2 separate regions of the Homo sapiens genome follow, and region 2 is linked to region 1. Evidence: chromatin loops called from intact Hi-C (ENCODE). Cell type or tissue: HepG2. All regions are shown on one strand. Links, peaks and the distances in the headings refer to the core of each region. The heading gives the core; the rest is flanking DNA. Region 1 has its middle 22 kb from the start of SAMD3. Region 2 holds the start of LOC112267974 (a long non-coding RNA gene).

What was found. Peaks named below come from ENCODE experiments on the same cell type or tissue, not always from the same donor. Only the 100,000 strongest peaks of a DNase experiment are listed, where the experiment ranks them.
Region 2: it touches region 1 in a loop (7-fold over the local background); 1 of 110 quality-filtered maps calls a loop at or near these places.

What each region holds. Positions count from the first base shown.
Region 1 is chr6:130,241,940-130,247,329 of GRCh38, reverse strand. It overlaps a transcript of SAMD3 not described here. Among named protein-coding and RNA genes, the nearest start is that of SAMD3, 22 kb to the right of the region's middle. In HepG2, for the core only: no CTCF peak of the experiment used is centred there; no DNase peak of the experiment used is centred there.
Region 2 is chr6:130,305,647-130,311,036 of GRCh38, reverse strand. It overlaps LOC112267974 (a long non-coding RNA gene), which reads right to left and starts at 2,556. Exons shown (of 3, transcript XR_002956398.2): 1 at 2,446-2,556; 2 at 1,060-1,170. It also overlaps a transcript of SAMD3 not described here. In HepG2, for the core only: no CTCF peak of the experiment used is centred there; a DNase peak (open chromatin) is centred at 2,886.

The sequences.
Region 1 (5,390 bases), core at 134-5,133:
CTTCGCTAAGTTTTGTATTTTTAATAGAGATGGGGTTTCACCATGTTGGTCAGGCTGGTCTTGAGCTCCTGACCTAAGGTGATCCGCCCGCCTCGGCCTCTCAAAGTGTTGGGATTACGGGCGTGAGCCACCACACCCAGCCAGGAACATTTTCATGATGATTCCTGACTCCTTTGACATGACAACAATAATCTTTAATAGCTCCTTTTATTTCTAATGTGCAGGATGTCTCAGGTTCATTTTATTCACTTCTTGCTCTAGACAGGAAATCAGTCATTTCTCCAAGGAGAGTTGGTTCCTTTGGAAATAGTATTTAGAAATAATAATCTGGGTTCTAGGAGTGCTCATTGTTTCTAGGCCTTTTTAGTAGTTAAAGTAATATATATTGAAAATAAATCATATGTTCATAATGTTATTTCCAACTCACATTTACCTTTTCAATTGTGACAGTCTCGTTCTGTTACCCAGGCTGGAGTGCAACGGCACAATCTAGGCTCACTGCAACCTCCAGTTCCCAGGTTCAAACCATTCTCCTGCCTTAGCCACCCAAGTAGCTGGGATTACAGGCACCCACCATCATGCCCGGCTAATTGTTGTATTTTTGTAGAGATGGGGTTTCCCATGTTGGCCAGATTGGTCTTGAACTCCTGACCTCAGGTGATCCACCCGCCTCAGCTTCCCAAAGTGCTGGGATTATAAGCATGAGCCCGGCCAAACTGTGCATTTGTATATGCTCTTTCCCACAACTAAAATACCGTTTTCCAGCATCAACATAATTACCCATTTAGTACACATGCAACATTCTCAAAAAAAAAAAAATACCAATACAAGTGCCAAGGCATGATTACCGAAAACAGCTTATAATCAGTTTTTCTTGGTCTTTAGGGTGTACCCACTAGTCATGTATAGTCAAGTTAATGTGATTTTAAGCTATTTGAAATAATTCCTCTTTTGTGTGGTTACACTTCCAACTTGATATACTATTGTGTTCCTTTGTTTCATTTTGCTTTCAGTTTTTAGAGATGGCTTTCAAAATTTTTACTGTTTATAATTATGTAACATATTTACACTGTTTTAAAGTTAAATCTATAAAACAAGGTACATATATTTATATTTTTCATATGTTTGTATGTCTTGATTTTTAGTATATTTTCTGGAGGCTTAGCCTTGATCTTTGTTCTCCAGGATTCCCAATTGTTCTATGAACTTCTGAACATCTTTTAAATAAACTTTCTCTATTTACTGCTTGAATTGCTTCTGATACTTGCAACTGGGGGAATGGCTGTTAAGTGGGCAGCTAACTCAATTTGCAGATTGATCTATGCTTCCCTGCAACTGGCTTTGCATGAACAAAATCTCAGTAAGTGACAGATTTCAGAGTTATTGAAATTTCTATTGCACCTTTCCCATCCTCCTACCTTCTCCTATGTTCGTGTAACTGAGGGAAGACACACGCATGATTTGCCACAAAATAGAAAAAAAAATGTTGCAGTACAACATTTGAGCACCACCTCTAAGATATGGAAGAGGCTAGAATAAATTTTAAGTAGCTACCTCAGTTGGCATCTCATAGAATTCTTGCCCTACCCTGTTATGTAGAGTTTTACATACATTTCAAGAGTTTCATTACACTCCCTGAGGCCAATACATGGTTCTGCTCCAAAGGAAGGTTGAGAAGAAGCTTAAGCTTATTGGGGGGCCTCACTTATTGTGTTGCGGCCACCAATGTGCACTCAGAGAGTTTTCCTTTATTAGATTTCAAAAGACACAGTGCAATAGCAGTGTTTGTCCTGGCAGGTGCCAGTGACCTCCAACCTAAGTGGAATATCAATTCCACTCTTTGAGTCCAGTGTAAGTCTGAATTGAGAGTGTCAACACATGGAAGCTGTGAGAGAGCACACTTTCCTTCCCTTGTTTATACTTGGAAACACATGGCACCCTGAAAAAAGTGGGAGTTTTGAAAACTATGAATTAGATCTGAAGATGAAATATAAAAGTGTCATGTTGAAATAACGTTACTTGTTCCTTTCCAAAGCTAAGAGTCCTTCTACAATCTTCTAGACATTTCTGATCACAGTGTATTTTCTACTTGCCTTTGGCAGCAGAAACAACTTTTAACCACTATTCAAAGTAGTCTAGCACTTTCCACACAACTTTAGTTCTTATAGAAAATGGCAGTGCCGTGGCTGTAGTTCCAATGTCTTGTGGTACATTTTCCTAGAAACATTCATAGATATGCATCCAGAACACTCCTAATTCAAATGAATTTGTTGACTTTTACAGAGTTCACCATGTATAAGAATTCATACAGCCCACGAGCACATCAGAACACTTCAGTCACAATACTGCTTTCCATGCATGCGTCCTAACAATCTTCTTTTCAATGTTCCCCTAGAAAATGTCTTGTAAGCAAAAATGGCAAACATTTACTGAGGGATCACTAGGGGCCCAGCATCATTCTATGGCTTTCTTCTATGTGATTCTACAGCACCATCTCAGTTAATCACTACAGCAACCCTATGGCATCTGCACACTATTGTGCTTTATTTTTATTTTTATTTTTATTTTTATTTTTATTTTTATTTTTTTTTTGAGACAGGCTCGTCCTGTCACCCAGGCTGGAGTACAGTGGCACGATCTCAGCTCACTGCAACCTCCACCTCCTGGGTTCAGGCGATTCTCATGCCTCGGCCTCCCGAGTAGCTGGGATTGCAGGTGCACAGCACCACACCCGGCTAATTTTTGTATTTTTAGTAGAGATGGGCTTTCTTCATGTTGGTCAGGCTGATCTCGAACTCCTGAGTTCAGGTGATTCTCCCTGCCTGGGCCTCCCAAAGTGCTGGGATTACAAGGCTGGGCCACCATGCCCAGCCCTACTGCGCTATTTTGTAGGTGAACAAACTAAGTCACAGAAATATTAAGTACTTTACCGGAGATTGCATAGCTAGAGAATGAAGGAGCCAAGGATCAAACCCAGACATATGACCTTGAGCCTGTTCTTCAACACACTTGACGCCTTCCTAATGGAAAAATGCTAGCTGAGAAGTTTCTCAATCATTTACAGGCTTTTATGACACATCCTAAGGTTAGTGGGGCTACAAATTGTCTTTTAAATAGAAGTTTTATCTGTCTTTGTCACAGGCATGAAATATTTTCCTTTAAATCAAATAAACCAATAAAACTAAATTACATAGCCCAATTAAAATGTACTTTCTACTTGCTAGGAACAAATTTAATAGTCTTACTTACACAGAAAAAGAGCCATTATTTGAAATCTATCTTCTTTTTTGTATTTGCAAACTGATTAAAATTTTGTTACTCATTTATCTAATGAGAATTTAATGGGTTACCTACTCTTTTATCTAGGCTCATAAACAAGAAATCCAAAATCAAGTGGAAAGTTGCAGACATATATATTCATGAGACTGTTGGAGAACACAACAACATTCAAGTAGCAGCAGATACATTTTGAAATTTTTTATTACATAATGTGTTTGTGGTGTGTGCATATGGTTGTGCACTTGTGTCTGTGTGTGTAACGTAAGAGATACTATTCTTCCCAATTATTCCACCTTTGGGAAAACGCCCAAGTTCATTGATCCCCATAGTTTTTAAAGGGCTCTTAGAATTATATACATATATATTTAGCACAGTCAGTATTTTTCAGAGTTGAAAGAGCCTAGAATTCGATAAGAACTCAGGTCAAATTTTAGTTCTGTACTTAATAGTTATGTAACTTTGCACAAATTATTAAACCTTGCTAAGCCTGTTTCTTAACCTGAAAAAATGGAAATGCTACTTATCTTGTAAGGAGATTGCTAAGATTAAGTGAAATAATATTTGAGGAATACACAGCATCTGGTACTTTAGATGTCAGTTCCAATTCTCTCTTCCCCTCTGTCTTGTATTCTTTCCTCTCTTAGCAAAGGGGTGGTGAGCCATGGGGAGGTAGAGGTAGAGGTAGAGGTGTCTTCTGCTTAGGAGAAGGCTTTACTTGAAGGACTCAGCAAAGTCTGGTGGGATCAGAGAAGAGGAAGGGAGCAGGCTTCTTAGGCTCAAATTTTTAAGGAAGAGAGAAATAAAAGGACCTAAAATTCCTTTCCACTTATCTAACCCATCTTACCAGGACAGAAAAGTAGTTAGAGATTCCAGTAGAGACATAATTGACAAGCACTTGTCCCCGTTGGGTCATGTGCCCTTTCACATGTGGGTGGGCTGTGAAAGAAAGATGAGGCTCTTGGGATTGTAGCGGGGGAACAACTTTGGGAGGAGGCTGTTGCTCTTTGCCTCTGTGATGTGAAACTATACTCAGGCTAGTGGATGAATGCTTCTGCACCATGGGGCTGCATTGCAGAATCCCTGAGATACCCCAGGCAATGAAGGAGCTGAGCTATGGCCACAGCTGACACCTGCTGTTGACCCCAAGACTTGCCCTCTTCACCTGGCAGTGCCTGACTCCAGCTATCAAAGGGATGCCGGCTCAGCCACCAGAGCTAACTGTGCTTCCTAAGCTGAAGGCAAACCATTGGCAACTGCATTTCCCCACATCTTACTCCTCACAGTGCATCTCAGTGTCCTTATTGTGCCTCAGCTTCCTGATTTGAGCAGAGGGAGAGCTCTTTGGACAGGCCAGCTCTGGATATTATTTTACAAGTCATTACTATAATTTCAGCTTGGAGCCTGTTCTTCCCAGATCTTTACATGGCCACTTCCTTCTTATTCCTCAGAGAGGTCCTCCCTGTGAACATCAAAGAAGTATAGCCCTCATTTTCAGTTCATCATCTAATGTATTACCTGTTTGACTTCCCTTCTCACATGTATTACTATCCAAAATGTCTTGTTTACTTATCCATGATCGTGTTTTCCCTTACCTGCAGTCCAGTTCTAGAAAACAAGAACTTTTCGTGTATAATTTAGGGATTGGCAAACTACTGCCAGTGGGCCAAATCTGGCCTACTGCCTGTTTTTGTAAATAAAGTTTTATTCAAACACATCCACACTCACTTATTGACATATTATCTATGACAGTGTTTGTACTACAATAGCAGAGTTGAGTGGCTGAGACAGACACTGTCTAGCCAACAAAACCTAAAATATTTATTCTTTGGCCCTTTATAGAAAAAAAAATTGCCAACCTATTCTCCCTTGATAGGCTTTAGATACTGTTGCATTAAAAGGTTATAATATGAGTAGCTAAAGAATCATAACAGATAATATTGACACTTATCCTTAAAGTTTTCCACTGTTTTTTGTTGCTGCTGGTGGCGGTAGTATGTTTGGTAGGAGTCAGGACTGAATTTCCTGCCATATTTTCAGAGCTACATTAAACGAATGGATTTGATCCTGAAAAATATCAGGTCTCTTAAATATACTTTTAAAAATAAAGTTCA
Region 2 (5,390 bases), core at 77-5,076, 64 kb before region 1:
CAGCGCTGGAGCCATACATCCAAGGTACACCTCGCCAGTGCCCTCGCATTGGGCTGGTGCTGATACACTCTCCCTGCTTAATCCCCCGAAAAAGAATATTAGCTGTGATTTCAGTTTTAATCATTGAAAAATCGAAACCTACTAAATCCAACATATTGCTGTAGTTACTGAGGGTCTCACACTGGAGGATCCATTTCTTCTCTGCAGTCGAAAAAATTAGTGGCTATGTTAATAAATATACATTTACAATCAGTCTTCAGCTCATTATTTTTGCAATATAATTCAGATCCTTAAGCCTCTGAGATACGCAGTCTGCAGTTGTAGGGCATAGAAATACACAGGTGTTAAATTATCTGCAGAGAGCACGTTTACTGTAATTTTGAATTCAGTAGAAGTACATTATTTATTGCTTGGAAAAATTATAGCACTAAAATAGAATATAAAAACTATAACATTCAAGGAAATTGTGTTCCCCAGCTCAGAACCAAAACTATATCTACGTACAATGTGTGGAATTTTGTTATAATGTGGTATATTGTGCCTTGCTTTCTTTAAACAAAAAGAATTCAAATATTTTCTTTAACCAAAAAGTATTTTTAGAAGGCAGAGGTAATTAACCTTGGAAAGCCAATTATTCCTTTGGTTAATTATAAAATAAAATATAGAAAGCATTTCTATCAGTAAAAATTCTCCTTATGAGGGTTTTAAAACTCACCATATATGAAATGAAATCTTCTCAAAAGGCAATGCAGTATAGGATTACTAAGATTACATTTGCAATACAGATATTACAATATTCATAAAGATACAGAAGCAATTACGGTGATGATATTTTGCATTCTTTGAAACAGTTGAAACGGATTCTGTTTCAAATGGATAGGCATGCCAGAAAATTCTGGGAGAATATTATTCTCTAAGGTAAGAATAGAGAAACCATGAGTGTACACGATTCTTCTTTTATTTTTCTATGCATCTGCAGCCCATTTGGGGTTTGGATTTGAAATGCAGTGTTATGCTCAGACAGAAACAGGTATTAACTTAATTGAATAACAGAATTACCTGTAATTTTGTAAATTGCAGAAAGGTTTTTCTCTCTCTCTCCCTCTCTCTCTCTTCATATGATATTAGTAAGTGATTGCTTTCTGAGCTGGAAGGAGAAAACTGGGAAGGCTGAAATATACAATTAAAAAGGTGTTAGATAGGGAGCTTTTACCTCCCAATGGCACAGGATACTAGCAGAGGACAGTCAAGGACACCAGTTAACAAATGCAATGGCAGTGAAAATGGATTCTGACTCTCCACTCAGCAAAATAATTGGTGTCCCAAGTCCTTCAAGTTTACTTCTTTCCTCTGGTAAGGTGCCAGGAAATTCATCCTTCTTGGTTACTGTTAGGCTTTTTGCTGTTTTCAATTCCACTGCTTGGTGGCTAGATGCGCTTTGACTTAAGCACTTCAAGAGGACCACACCTGTGCTACTTGTTCTGATTTTTTTACTCTGTAGTTGCCGATATCAATGATTTTAAAAGCACTAGCATTGACTTTGTGGACTTAAAAGCAACAACAATAATGGATTCAAGAACAGTAGCTACAATTTATTGAGCATGTTTTGTGTGCCATGATATTAAATATAATACCATCTGATCTGCTTCCCACAAAAGCCCTGTGAAGTGGGGGATATTATTATACCCATTTTACAGATAAGGAAAGTGAAACTTGCTGAAAGTCATACAAGCTAGAGCTGGGTTATAAACACAGAATTTGGAATCTAACATTTATGCTCTTATGCCTCACATTCTAGTTTCCCCACATTGTAAGTAGTAGTATTTTCTGACTGTTTATACTATGCAAGGGATGATATCAAGTACTCTACATGCATCTTTTAAGTTATGACTACAGTGCTTGAAATACTCTGTCTCTTGTCTAATGAACTTGGAGAAGGCTCTCTTCTCACTAGGGTCAAACTTATGTAATAAGACTGCTGAAAGTTGTAGCCAAACCTTATTATCAGAGATCAAATATGAGTGTGGATTTTGCCATTCACCAACTTGGTGAAGTTATTTAAATTCTCTGATTCTTTTTCATTAAAATAAGGATAATAATTATGCCTGTTTCATGAGTCTTAAAGAGAATTATGAATTATTTCATTAAAGATCACCATGCACTCATTCTCAATAAATTTCAGCTATTGTGATATTAATTTTGGTATTTTACATATGAAAGGTAGATTTATAACTCTCATTCCCAAGTAGCTTGGGCCATTTTTATGTGGAGGTAGGTCAAAATGGCAATTGTGAATCAGTATCTAAGAAGTGTTTCAGCATCCTGATTTACTTCTATATTGGGGTCAATTCATTTCTCACTGAAAAAATTTTCCCCTTGATTTGAGGCAGACTTTATCCTTCCCTTGTTCCAGAGTCCTAATCTAGTTATCTAGAAAATACTTACTAGCCCAGAAATTCATTTTATCTATCTTTTACAAGGTCCAATGTGTTACCATCAAAATTGGGTATTATGCTATTTCCAGGATGGCCCAACCTTCTAGGTTGGCCTACAGATGAGCTTTCTCCCCAAGGACATTTCCTACACACACACACAAAAGAATAGAATAGAATAGAATAGAATAGAATAGAATAGAATAGAATAGAATAGAATAGAATAGAATAGAATAGAATAGAATAGAATAGAATTCTATGAACTTGCCAAATTGAGGAGGTTGAGATACAATGAGGACCTCGACTCTCTCCAGAATTTATAGGCATCTAAAAACCTTCCAAGATTATTATAACTTCCTGGAGAGAGAAGCTGTCCCTCATACCCCAGGAATTTCTTAGTCATGCACACCAGTTTCTGATTTAGTCAAGACTAACAGAGCTAAACCAAACAAACCCAAACAAATAAAGTAAAGGTCAAACAAAAGCTTGTTTGTTCAGAGAGGCCAAATGTGCATCAGAATGTGAGAGAAACCTTCCAGGATTATATGGTATCTACATTTAACCAATGATGGGTGTTCTTTAAAAACTTAAGTTTAAAATATTTGATGGGAGGCCCTCAGACTACCTGTGAGATGAAACTCTTCTGGCTCATGTTTGGCCACATACATCTATGTCAAAAGATATTATGAAAGCACAGGTCTTAACTGGCTATACACAAACTGGTTTTTTACAATCTTTGGTTCTAAAACAACTGTCTCAAATTCTATAGATGCTAAACCCTCTCAGACCAGCATCTATCTGCTTATACAAAAACATTGATTATAATGATTAAGTTAAATAAAGTGTGGGCCTACTACATTTTGTAACCAAAGCTTTTAAAAGCTTATTCTAACTTGTGGACATAACCATTAGCAACCAATTGACCTAAATTAATTCTGTAGTAAAATTCTATAAAAATGAACTGAGGATCATAGTTATTTGATTTTCAAAATTCTCTATTTTCCCCATGGTTTGTGGAACAGTCCACCCCAATATTAAGCCCAATTTTCCTTTATTAAATTATAAACCTAAGTTTCTTAAATCAATATTCTAATTCCTCTCTTAAAGAATATTTGAATAATACCATTAATAGGTCTTTGAAGAACTCTTATTTTCACAGTTAATTACAAAGAAAAGAAGGAAAAGAAAGCTTAACTCCAAATCTATCTCTCCCAATGCTCACAAAAAGATTAGCTACGTAATTTTTCAGAGACCCATGCAAAATAAAAATGTGGGACCTCTTGTTCAAAAATTAAAAACTCCAAGACAGCAACAGCAGAGCATTACAGTGCAAGAGACGGCCCTGTGGACCTGCACAGATCTCATGCCCTTGTGAGCCTTGCTCACAACTGCATTCACCCCATGTATAATCTCTCACATTTAGGGAATGCTTCTTTTCACTCCATGTGTAAGTTTAGATATGTGTATAAAGTTTGATCTTTGTGAATTCACAAATATCACAGAATTCTTTAGATACATGAAAGTGTGTCCAGAAGCACAAAAAATACAGTAAAAATGTATTAAAATGATTCAAAAAGGCTAGGAAACAGAGAGAATGAGAGAATAAGTCAGAACAATAGCTAGATCATCCGCATCTTTTGTCACATTTTAGAAATAGAACCTCAGTAGTGAAGTAGTAGTTAAAACTTTAATCAGTAGCTTAAAATATCATTATAGAAAGAAAACACCAGGATGAGATGGTTTATCAGTTGGTTCTGGCAAATATTAATTAATAGTTTCATGTTCATGAACTCTTTCAAAGAATAGAAAAAGAAAGAACATTCTCTGTCTCATTCTATAAGGTTAGTATAAATCTTGATACTGTGATGTCTAATGTTTTCTCTCTACTCCATACTTGCCCTGTATACACTTATCTTTGGGGCTGGAAGTCTGCAAGCTATATTTCATAATCTCCTTGCCATCTGGCTTCCTGTTTGTTCCTGCTAATGTGAGGCACTGACAAGAGACTGGACAGTTAGTGGAATAGAAGCAATTTGTTTCTAATTTCTGTCGGTTCAACCAGCCATGGTAGATTTAGCTGTCATGGTGGCAGCCACCTGTGAGAGTAGATGCTTAGCAGAAGAGTAACTGCTTAGTCAACTTCCTTCCAGCTACAGCAGCCTCAGAATCGTAGCAAACATAGGCATCAGGTAATATCATTTTTCTTTTGCTTCTCTAACCCTCATTTACCTTCATTGGGTAATTAATCTTTCCTTTTTTGTTCCTCTAACTCTCCTAACAACTTTGTAATAAATTTAATTTCCTGTTTTAAATTTCACCTTCTTGCAAGTCTAAAATGATCCTATATTTTTCTGCTTAGACAGTGATTAATTTAGTGCTTAAATAATCCAAGAATAGTTGATAAAGTAAATATTTTTTAAGTAAAAATGTCCTGCTATGGTCTGAATGTTTGTACACTCCCTACCCAATTCATACGTTGAAACCTAATCCTTAGTGTGATAGTATTGGAAGGTGGAGCTTCTGGGAGGTAACTAGATCAGTGGGATTAGTGTCCTTATAAAAGAGACCCTAGAGAACTGCCTTTTCCTTCCACCATGTGAGGACACATTGTAAGGCATCATCTATGAACCAAAAGCTGGCTCTCACTGGACACTGAATCTGCTGCCATCTTGATCTTGGACTTCCAAGTATTCAGAAATAGGAGAAATAAATTTATTTTGTTTGTAAGTTATGCAGTTTATGGTGTTTTGTTATAGAAGCCCAAACAGACTAGGACAAGTCCTAAACAAAATATTAGCATTAGCAATATTAGCACATTAGCAATTTATTTTAAAAGATGAGATTGCCAAGTTGTATTTATTCCAAGATTTCAAGGTTGTTTGAATATCAGCAGATCAATCAACACATTGCATCCCAATAATATCTGAAAGGAGGAAAACCATATGACCTTCTTTACAG